3 separate regions of the Homo sapiens genome follow, and all the other regions are linked to region 2. Evidence: chromatin contacts called from ENCODE Hi-C or POLR2A ChIA-PET data. All regions are on one chromosome and are shown on one strand. Each heading gives the region's core, a stretch centred on a gene start or an enhancer-like site at or near the end of the contact. The rest is flanking DNA. Distances are from core to core; before and after follow the strand shown. Region 1 holds the start of TAF5 (TATA-box binding protein associated factor 5). Region 2 holds the start of INA (internexin neuronal intermediate filament protein alpha). Region 3 holds the start of PCGF6 (polycomb group ring finger 6).

Region 1 (3,503 bases), core at 926-3,425, 91 kb before region 2:
AAGTGATTCTCCTGCCTCAGCCCCCCAAGTAGCTGGGATTACAGGCATGCGCCACCACGCCCGGCTAATTTTTGTATTTCTAGTAGAAAGGGGGTTTCGCCATGTCGGCCAGCCTGGTCTCAAACTCCTGACCTCAGGTGATCCACCCGCCTCAGCCTCCCAAAGTGCTGAGATTCACAGGCATGAGCCACGACGCCCGGCCAATACGAAGGTAAAAAAAATTAAAAACTAAAAAAATAATGACAATCAGCATCACACAAGTAAATGCAGCAAAGACAAAAAGGTCTGTCCAATGCCCATGCCTAAACACATGGCTCTCAAGCTGCCATATGTCAATACTCCTTAGAAGCACTTATTCAAAAGTGAAGATTCCCAGATTCCACCTCTAGAGGACCTGATTCACTAAGTCTGAAGTGATGCCCAGGAACCTGCATCCTCCAAAGACTTAACACTGGTGGTACTCAGCCCATATATATTTTTAAAATTTCAGCCGGGTGCGGTGGCTCATGCCTGTAATCCCAGCACTTTGGGACGCAGAGGTGGGTGCATCACGAGGTCAGGAATTCAAGACCAGCCTGACCAATATGGCGAAACCCCATCTCTACTAAAAATATATTTTTAAAAATTAGCCGGGCGTGGTGGCGCGTGCCAGTAGTCCCACCTATTCGGGAGGCTGAGGCAGGAGAATCGCTTAAATCTGGGAGGCAGAGGTTGCAGTGAGCTAAGATCACGCCACTGTACTCCAGCCTGGGCGACAGAGCAAGACTCCGTCTCAAAAAAAGAAAAAAAGAAAAAGAAAAAAAATTCAACTTTTAGCTGAGATTCAGGGGGTACATGATGTGCAGGACTGTTACAAGGGTATATTGTATGGCGGCCGGGCGCGGTGTCTCACGCCTGTAATCCCAGCACTGTAGGAGGCCGAGGCAGGTGGATCATCTGAGGTCAGGATTTCGAGACCAGCCTGACCAACATGGTGAAAGCCCGCCTCTACTAAAAATACAAAAATTAGCCGGCCGTGGCAGTAGGAGCCTGTAGTCCCACCTACGCGGGAGGCTGAGGCAGGAGAATTGCTTGAACCCGGGAGGCGGAGGTTGCAGTGAGCCAAGATTGCGCCACTGCACTCCAACCTGGGCAACAGAGCAAGTTTCCGTCTCAAAAAAAAAAAAAATCTATAAAGTATTTATCAACACATCTTTTAAGAGGAACTAAAGAAATAAAGAGAAAATAAAGTACTTACAGTACTTAAAGTACGCTAGTACGAAACTGTACAAACACTGTTAGTGTCATGCGGACCTGCCCAAGGCTCAAAAGCCCAAATGAAAGGAAAGGGACCAAGAGCGTGAAGATCCCGCCTCTCCGCGCTCACCTTCCCCATACATCCCTCTGCTCAACAGCTCTCCTCAGCTTCTCACTGGAACTGACAGCTCGGAAGGGGGTTTGACTGCGCAGCCCGCGCACTAGAGAAAGGGGCGGGCATGTGGCCCTAGAGGCGGGCCCAGGAAATTCAAAACAAGCCCGCAGAGGTGCAGGCCTGCCAGCCCCTGCCTTACCGGCTTGCTCCCCTTCGCGGCGGCCGTACCTACCCGGGACCCCACGGCTCACCTTTACCCGGAGCCGCAGGACCTGAGGCTGAACCTGAGACGACCGTGGCCCCCGAAGCGCCAGTGCCCGGAGGGTCGGGGGCCGCAGGGCCAGGGGCCGAGGCGGTCACCCGGCTGAGAAGCGCGCTGGTCACCTCAGCGCCGGCGCTGTCCACCTCTCCCGGGGCTCCGGAGCCCGCCACTGCCTCCTCCAGCAGCCCGGCCTCACGGCGCAGCGCCTCTTCGGCCTCGCGGAGTTTGCTCTGCCGTAGGAACTGCAGCACGGCCAGTAGAGTCTGTCGGTCATGCGGAGCGCCGGCGTCCGGAGCAGCGGCGGGCACCGGGGCCGCCCCCGCCGGGGCAGCGGCGGAGACAGCCACCGTGGGCTTGGGGGTCCCGCCATCCCCGCCAGTGGACGACGACGCCGCAACGTTCCCGCCGCCGCCGTTGGGGCCGTTGTTGGTAGTGCCGCCGCTACCCTCGCCTGCGCCGTCCCCCGCCTGCGGAGGTAGCAGCGTTGGCGGTCCCTCAGGCTCTAGCTTGACCGCCACCTCCGTCTGCTCCTCCGCCAGCGCCGCCATCTTGCGGCTGAGCCACCTCGCGCCGTCAAGCGTGATTGCATTTTCGCCACATGGAGGGCGGGGAGGAGCATTTCACGACAACTCTAGTAGGCCATTTACGGCAGTAGGAGGAGCGAAAAGGAAGGAGAAACGGAATAGGAAAGAGAGCAACTTTCAAAACCGAGCGAAAGAAAGGCAGGAAGTGGGCATTGGTGACCACCTATTACATTTGCCTGAGAATAATTGCCATTTATTGCAGGCCAGCTATATTTAGGCATTATGATAGATGTTTTACATTATGTGATCTCCTTCAATTCAATAATCTTTTTCTTTTTTCTTTTTTTTTTTTTTGAGACGGAGTTTCGCTCTTGTCGCCCAGGCTGTTAAGCGATTCTCCTGCCTCAGCCTCCCCAGTAGCTAGGATTACAGGCATGCGCCACCACGCCCTGCTACAATTAAATAATCTTATGAGGTAATATTATCCCCACCTCGCAGATGGCTCAGTTGAAACCAAGAGAGGTTAAATAACTTACCAGAGGCAAGAAGAAAGTCCAAATGTCAACATTCGAATCCACGTATTTAACTCAAAAACATATACCATTTGCCAGAGGGAGGCTTCCGAGATACTGGTAGTTTTACATTTTGACCTGAATAGTGCTTACTTTTTTTTTTTTTTTGTCATTTTTACTTTTGTAAAAGTTAATCGAGCTGCATGCATTACATTACATTTATTTATTTATTTAACTTTTGAGACGGAGTGTCGCTCTGTCGCCCAGGCTGGAGTGCAGTGGCCCGATCTCAGCTCACTGCAATCTCTGCCTCCTGGGTTCAAGCGATTCTCCTGCCTGAGCCTCCCGAGTAGCTGGGATTACAGACGTGTGCCACCACGCCCGGCTAATTTTTGTATTTTCAGTAGAGACAGGGTTTCGCCATGTTGGCGAGGCTGGTCTCCAACTCCTGACCTCAGGTGATCCACCGGCCTCAGCCTCCCAAAGTGCTGGGATTACAGGCGTGAACCACTGCGCCTGGCCCGTATACATTACATTTCAATAAAAAGTTTTTAACGCCAGGTGCGGTGGCTCACGCCTGTAACCCCAGCACTTTGGGAGGCCGAGGCGGGCGGATCATGAGATCAGGAATTAGAGACCAGCCTGACCAACACGGCAAAACCCCGCCTCTACTAAAAATACAAAAAATTAGCCAGGCATGGTGGTGCGCCCCTGTAATCCCAGCTACTCGGGAGGCTGAGACAGAAGAAGAGCTTGAACCCGGGAGACGGAGGTTGCAGTGAGCCGAGATCCCGCCACTGCACTCCAGCCTGCGCGACAGTACGAGACTCCGTCTCAAAAAAAAAGTTTTTAAA
Region 2 (3,296 bases), core at 661-3,160:
GAGATGGGAAGAACTCGAGATCAGCACCGTGGACAGCGCCCCGACCTTTCACGTTTTGCCAACCGGCGAACGCTTTCTTAAGGAGGAAATGTCAGCTGGTGGACAAGGGAATCGTGTGTGTGTGTGTGTGTGTGTGTGTGTGTGCTGGTGGACAAGGGAATCGTGTGTGTGTGTGTGTTGGGGAGGTGGGTAGAGCAGGGTGGTTACTACTAGCTCAAGCATCGCTCAGCTTGTTGGCTCCCAATCTCTACTTTTTGGAGCGCGAAAGTCAAGAAAATGGGATAGGACTCTTCCCAGTTCAGGATCGCATTCTTCCTTCAGCCCTGAAGCAGACCATACTCCATAAATAACTTCTAGGGCGCACAGAAAGCTTTTCAAAGTCAACCAAACAAGCCAGATAGCCGAGACAGCACCGCCCACGTAACCTGCCCCGTTGGGCTCAGTCTTACTTTGGGTGGGGCACTGTTCTCCGGGTCGCCGGTGTGTGTAGGCCCGCTTGCTGACAGACAGGCAGAGTTGGGTTTTCGAACCTCAAATAAATTTAAGGGCTTCTTTGTTTGAAGGGCTGGGGCAGGGACATAAATGAGGGGCGTTCCCTAAAATTAACATTAAAGACTCCAGGGTTTTTTGTTAACCAGCGCCTCCAGCCGCGGCTCTTCTCTCCTCTCTTTTGCCCTCCCCTTAAGTCCTGGGGCCCAGTTTTACCAGAGGAAGAGGGTACGCGCGGAAGAGGGCAGGGCACCCCTCCCCACGCCCAGCCCCGGCCCTTACCTGGTAGCCAGCTACCTCGGCACTGTGCCGCTCCTCCAGCTCCAGGATCTGCCTCTCCAAGGACTCGTTGGCCCCGCGCAGGCCCTCGATCTCGATGGTGCGCGCCTGCAGCTGGCGCCGATACTCGTGGATCTCCTCGCGGCTGGCCCGGATGGCCTCGGTGCTGCGCGCCGCCTGCTCGTTCAGGTTGGCAAACTTGGACTTGTACCATTCTTCCGCGGACTGCAGGTTCTTAGCGGCCAGGGACTCATACTGGGCGCGGATCTCCCTCAGAGCCGAGGTCAGGTCTGGTTTAGCCACAGTCACGTCCACCTCGGCCGCGGCCTGCGACGACGCCTGCAGCGTGGCCAGCAGCTCGGCTACCTCCTCGTCGTGCACCTGGCGTACGAAGGCCAGCTCGTCCAGCAGCGACTCCACCTTCTTCTCCAGGTCCAGGCGGGCCAGCGTGGCGCCGTCCACGTCGCGCTGCTGCGCCTTCAGGGCGCGCTCGGCGCCTTCGCGTCCGCGGCTCTCCTCCTCGCAGCGCGCCCGCAGCCGCTGCACCTCCTCCGCCAGCCCGTCGCGCTCCAGCAGGGCCTGCGAGCGAGCCGAGCTGGCCTCCTCCAGCTGCGCGCGCAGGTCGCGCAGCTCGCGCTGGAAGAGCTCGCCGACGCGCGACGGCTCAGCGTGGCGCTGTCGCAGCGCGGCCAGCTCGGCCTCCAACGCGCGGTTCTGCGTCTCCAGCTGATGCACCTTCTCGATGAACACGGCGAAGCGGTCGTTGAGGCCCTGCAGCTGCTCCTTCTCGTTGGTGCGGATGATCTTGTACTCGTTGGTGCGCGCCGCCGCCTGGCTCAGGTCCAGCCCGTCGGACGCCGGCGGCCGGCGATAGGCCAGGCCGAGGCCGAGCGACGAGGCCGAGGAGCAGGCGGCCGAGGAGGCCACATTGCTGCGGGACAGCGACTGCGAGCGGAAGCCGCCCGCGCCGCCGGCCCCAGAGAGGCGGGCGGACAGGCGAGAGCCATCCCCGAACACCTTGCGGTAGGAGGAGGAGGAGCACAGGTAGTGCTCCGAGCCGAAGCTCATGGTGCCGGGATCGGGGCCGGACGTGCGGCTTCAACGCGAGCTACAGAAGAAAGGAGAGGTGCGGCAGGCAGGGCGCGGCGGGGCGGTGCGCCCGGCTTTTAAGGCGCCGGGGCTGGGGCGGCGCGCTGGGGGCGGAGCTCCTGCTCAGAGTCTGGCCGGGAGAGGGAAGGGGGGCATCCAGGAGTGGGGGCGGGGAGGCGCAGTGACTACCGCAGCTGCGCGCGCGACGACCTGGGGCGCCGGGACAGGGCCATCTGCATCGGAGTCGCCCCTTTCCGCAGCGCTTCTCCCCAAGAATCGACTGCTTCGGAAGTGACTCGAGCGGAGGGGTGCCTAAACGACTGAGGTTTCCCATCCGGAAACCACACAGCTCTGTCGCATCCCTTGACCCTATCCCCTCTTCTTTAACCGACTGGGAGGTTAGGGGTTTCTGGGAGGTGTCCCCTACACCCACCCTCATCCTGAGGTGAGGCGCACAGAAAGCCTTCCCGAGGGCGAGGTCGTGTTTTTCCAGTTACAGTGAGGACCTGCAGAGCGAGCCCTTGTCCCCTTCCTCAGGGTCCCCAAGGAGAAAGGTGGGAGATGCTACGTCAGAAAGCATCTCTCCAGCTGCCCCTCTGCAGCTCCTGGGGAGGCTCCGGGCGGAAAGATGTTCAGCAAGTGCCTCTCCCAGAAGAGAGGGGAGATCAGTAAAGAAAGTGACCCCGAGCTGCGGAGAGTGGGGAGAAGCGGCGGTACAGAGGGGAAAAGAGGCCAGACTTGGAGAAGCAGGAGGCGCTGGGAATTGCTGGGGCTCATCGTTAGGGCACTAAAGCATGGCACAGGCCAGGACCACAAGCTGCTGGAAAGGGGGCTGCAGACTTTTGTGTTTAGAGCATTATATTTTAAAATATTTCGAAAGGAGCATTTTTAAACCAGGAGATTTCACCTGTAAAGAAATTGGATTTCTGGCTTCTTCTGAAAATGGGAAGAGCTGGGATGCCCACAGTGGCAGAGGTGAGTTGCCCTTGCCATTTGTATAAGAAGTGTGCTCTCCTGTTCACTACAGTCCCTGCCATTCTCCACTGAATTACGCCCCCCTTCTTAATTCATTTACTTTACCTCTCTGACCCTGTGGGCATTTGAGATTTCAGTTTGTGTAAATCCAGCAGGGCAGGTTCTCAACTGGCTTCAGAGAGCCACTCCCTGTGCAGATCTCTTTTTGGAGAAAAGAGATCCCTGCAAAAAGATTAAACTCCAGGAGTGGGGGAGAGTGCTGGTGACTGAGCCGGCCTCTTCTGCCACATGGTAGGGTTGGTGGGGCAGGGGGTGAGAATCAAAGAATGGAATCTGAAAAGATGAAGGCTGGGAGGGGTCAGTGTGGCGTCTGTAATATGTACCCACTTGCAAGCTTCTAATATCATTCAGGATGTGGATATGGCTTTGGAGAGGGAGTAGGAAGACCTTTTTAGTTATATCCC
Region 3 (3,499 bases), core at 860-3,359, 74 kb before region 2:
ACACCATGACTTGATTTCCTCATCAATTCCCTAGACAACACATTCAGCATTTTCTTTTTTTTGTTGTTGTTAGACCGGGTCTCGCTCTGGCGCCCAGGCTGGCAATGAGCTACCACCCCTGGCACACATTCAGCTATTTTATTTTATTTTATTGTATTTTAATTTTTTGAGACGGAGTCTCACTCTGTCGCCCAGGCTGGGGTGCAGTGGTGCGATCTCGGCTCACTGCAACCTTCGCCTCCCGGGTTCAAGTGATTCTCCTGCCTCAGCCTCCTGAGTAGCTGGGATTACAAGTGTGCACCACCATGCCCGGCTAATTTTCGTATTTTTAGTAGAGATGGAGTTTCACCATGTTGGTCAGGCTGGTCTCAAACTCCTGACCTCGTTACCCGCCCAACTCAGCCTCCCAAAGCATTGGGATTACAGGCATGAGCCACCTCGCTTGGCCATATTTTTAAAATTTATTTTTTTTTTGAGATGGAGTCTTGCTCTTGTTGCCCAGGCTGGAGTGCAGTGGTGTGATCTCGGCTCACCGCAACCTCCACCTCGTCTGTGTTCAAGTGATTCTCCTGCCTCAGCCTCTCGAGTAGCTGGGATTACAGGCATGCGCCACCATGCCCGGCTAATTTTGTATTTTTAGTAGAGATGGGGTTTCTCCATGTTGGTCAGGCTGGTCTCTAACTCCCAACCTCAGGCAATCCGCTTGCCTCAGCCTCCCAAAGTGCTGGGATTACAGGCGGGAGCCACTGTGCCTGGTCACATTCAGCTCTTAAATGTGACTTTGCCAGGCATTATTTGATTAGGAGCATTTGACTTCCCGAATCTTTCTTGCAGGCATCGTGACATTAGCTGGCATTATCTTAGCAAGGATAATGGTTTTTTTGTTTTTTGTTTTGTTTTGTTTTGTTTTGTTTTGTTTTGAGATGGAGTCTCACTCTGTAGCCCAGGCTGGAGTGCAGTGGCACGATCTTAGCTCACTGCAAGCTCCGCCTCCTGGGCTCAAGTGATTCTTCTGCCTTAGCCTCCCAAGTAGCTGGGATTACAGGCACGCGCCACCATGCCCAGCTAATTTTTGTATTTTTAGTAGAGACGGGGTTTCACCATGTTGGCTAGGCTGGTCTTGAACTCCTGACCTCATGATCTGCGCGCCTCGGCCTCCCAAAGTGCTGGGATTACAGGTGTGAGCCACCGCGCCCGGACTAGCAAGAATAATGTTAAGCCAACTCCAAACCTCTCTTAATAAAATTGGGCAATGGGGTGGGTTGTACCTGGGTGGGTCTGAGTTTCTGCTACAGTAGGCCCTCAATAAATGTTTGTTGGGCCCGGCGCCCTGGCTCAGGCCTGTAACCCAACACTTTGGGAGGCTGAGGCGGGTGGATCACCTGAGATCAGAAGTTTGAGACTAGCCTGGTCAACATGGTGAAACCCTGTCTCTACTGAAAATACAAAAGTTAGCTGGGCGTGGTGGCAGGCGCCAGTAGTCCCAGCTGCTTGGGAGCCTGAGGCAGAATCGCTTGGACCCGGGAGGCGGAGGTTGCAAGTGAGCGCCACTGCACTCCTGCCTGAGCGACAAGAGCGAAACTGTCTCAAAAAAAAAAAAAAAAAGCTTTTCGAATTCAATATAATGGGCTTTATGGGATGGGGTGACATGGATGATCTTTGAGTAGTGATTAGATTTTCACCTTGTATCAATACACTATATAATTCCTTAAAATAAATAAACGTACATACTTCAGAACAGGAACTTTATACTTCCTAAGGGAAATAATCTTGGATGGAGGTGATTTGCCACAGAGGAAATGCATAATTGGTACTCAAGTGGAAATGATTATTATTTGTGATGCAACGTCACATGCTACCTAGTTCAGTGCTCTGTGAATTAGGTGATGCAAACAGAATATTGTTGCTTGGAACGGTAGCAATTTTGCTGTTTTTAAAAGGCGGCGAAGAGAGCGTCCCCTTCCAAGGAGAAAATCTGGTGAGATTCCTTTAAAGTGCGGCCCGCGCGCCCCGCAGCCTGCCCCGGAGCTGCAGGGTTTGCGCCCCGCGGAGGTGAGGGCCGCTAAACCACATTTCCCGGCGAGCCCCTCAGGCTGCCGCGCCTGCGCAGTGGTGGCGTCCGAGGCCGGCCGAACTCCCGCGCTCTCCCGCCGCCTCGCCTCGCCTGGTGTCTCTCCCGACCATGGAGGGGGTCGCGGTGGTGACGGCGGGCAGCGTAGGCGCTGCCAAAACCGAGGGAGCTGCAGCCTTGCCGCCTCCGCCTCCTGTCTCCCCGCCCGCCCTCACCCCTGCACCCGCAGCGGGTGAGGAGGGACCGGCGCCTCTGTCTGAGACGGGGGCTCCCGGCTGCTCCGGCTCCCGGCCCCCTGAGCTGGAGCCGGAGCGCAGCCTGGGCCGCTTCAGAGGCCGCTTCGAGGACGAGGACGAGGAGTTGGAAGAAGAAGAGGAGCTGGAGGAGGAAGAAGAGGAGGAGGAGGAGGACATGAGTCACTTCTCGTTGAGGCTGGAGGGAGGCCGGCAGGACTCGGAGGACGAGGAGGAGGTATTTAGAGCCCCCGCGCGACCCCGCTGGGCCCAAGCGGCGTCAGGGACGTAGCTGGCCCTCGTCTGCCGGGCGCCGGCCCGATCCTAGTGCGCCGCCGCCGCGCGGAGCACTGGAGCGGACCTCCCCCGACCTCTGCCCCGGCTGCCTAGGCGTGTGGCGCCGACAGGCCTCCGGCCCGGCCTGGGTCTTTACCCGCTTATTTTGTGAAGTTCTTGCAGGTCACTTAGGCTCTGCGAGTCCAACTCATTCGTTCTGTTAATAATTATAATTATTTTGAGACAGGGTCTCCCAGGCTGGAGTGCAGTGGCGCGACCATGGCTCACTGCAGCCTCCAACTCCTGGCCTCAGGCGATCCTCCCGCCTCAGCCTCCGGAGTAGCTGGGACTACAGGCACGCGCCACCACGCCGGGCTAATTAAACATTTTTTTTTTTTTTTGTAGCGAGGAGGGCTCCCTATGTTCCCAGGCTGTTCTCGAACTCCTGGGTTCAAGAGATTCTCCCTCTCTGGCCTTCCGAAAGATTACATGCGTGAGCCACGTTGCCTGTCCTGTATAATTATTGAAGCTACTGCTTACTAGGCAGTAAAGATCCTTTTGTTTTGTTTTGTTTTGTTTTGTTTTTGAGACGGAGTCTCGCTCTGTCGCCCAGGCTGGAGTGCAGTGGCGCGATCTCGGCTCACTGCAACCTCCGCCTCCCAGGTTCAAGCGATTCTCCAGCCTCAGCCTTTAGAGTAGCTGGGACTACAAGGCGCCCGCCACCACGCCCGGCTTATTTTTTGTATTTTTAGTAGAGACGGGGTTTCACCGTGTTAGCCAGGATGGTCTCGATCTCCTGACCTCGTGATCCGCCCGCCTCGGCCTCCCAAAGTGCTGGGATTACAGGCGTGAGCCACTGCGCCCAGCGTAAAGATCCTTTTGAAACAATAATTTGGCTGGGCGCGGTGTGGCTCACGCC

What was found. A loop is a pair of places that touch in the nucleus more often than their neighbours do. ChIA-PET counts read pairs that join two places held with the same protein, here RNA polymerase II (POLR2A). Pooled maps may share reads with other maps.
Region 1: a pooled map shows a loop between it and region 2 (8-fold over the local background). The contact joins the promoter of TAF5 here to the promoter of INA in region 2. A Hi-C loop is called at or near these places in 3 of 50 pooled maps. POLR2A ChIA-PET finds 5 or more read pairs at or near these places in 3 of 52 experiments (WTC11, activated CD4-positive, alpha-beta T cell and activated T-cell).
Region 3: a loop to region 2 is called in a pooled map, with 2.2 times the contacts of the local background. The contact joins the promoter of PCGF6 here to the promoter of INA in region 2. A Hi-C loop is called at or near these places in 3 of 50 pooled maps. POLR2A ChIA-PET finds 5 or more read pairs at or near these places in 7 of 52 experiments (H1, SK-N-SH, WTC11 and 2 more).

Annotation. Positions count from the first base shown.
Region 1 is chr10:103,366,648-103,370,150 of GRCh38, reverse strand. It overlaps TAF5 (TATA-box binding protein associated factor 5), which reads right to left and starts at 2,175. Exons shown (of 11, transcript NM_006951.5): 1 at 1,603-2,175. The coding sequence starts at 2,161. RefSeq lists enhancers at 873-942, 2,073-2,312, 2,065-2,359 and a silencer at 1,403-1,942.
Region 2 is chr10:103,275,752-103,279,047 of GRCh38, reverse strand. It overlaps INA (internexin neuronal intermediate filament protein alpha), which reads right to left and starts at 1,910. Exons shown (of 3, transcript NM_032727.4): 1 at 772-1,910. The coding sequence starts at 1,836. RefSeq lists an enhancer at 891-1,495.
Region 3 is chr10:103,349,750-103,353,248 of GRCh38, reverse strand. It overlaps PCGF6 (polycomb group ring finger 6), which reads left to right and starts at 2,109. Exons shown (of 10, transcript NM_001011663.2): 1 at 2,109-2,542. The coding sequence starts at 2,183. RefSeq lists a silencer at 1,981-2,210 and an enhancer at 2,376-2,881.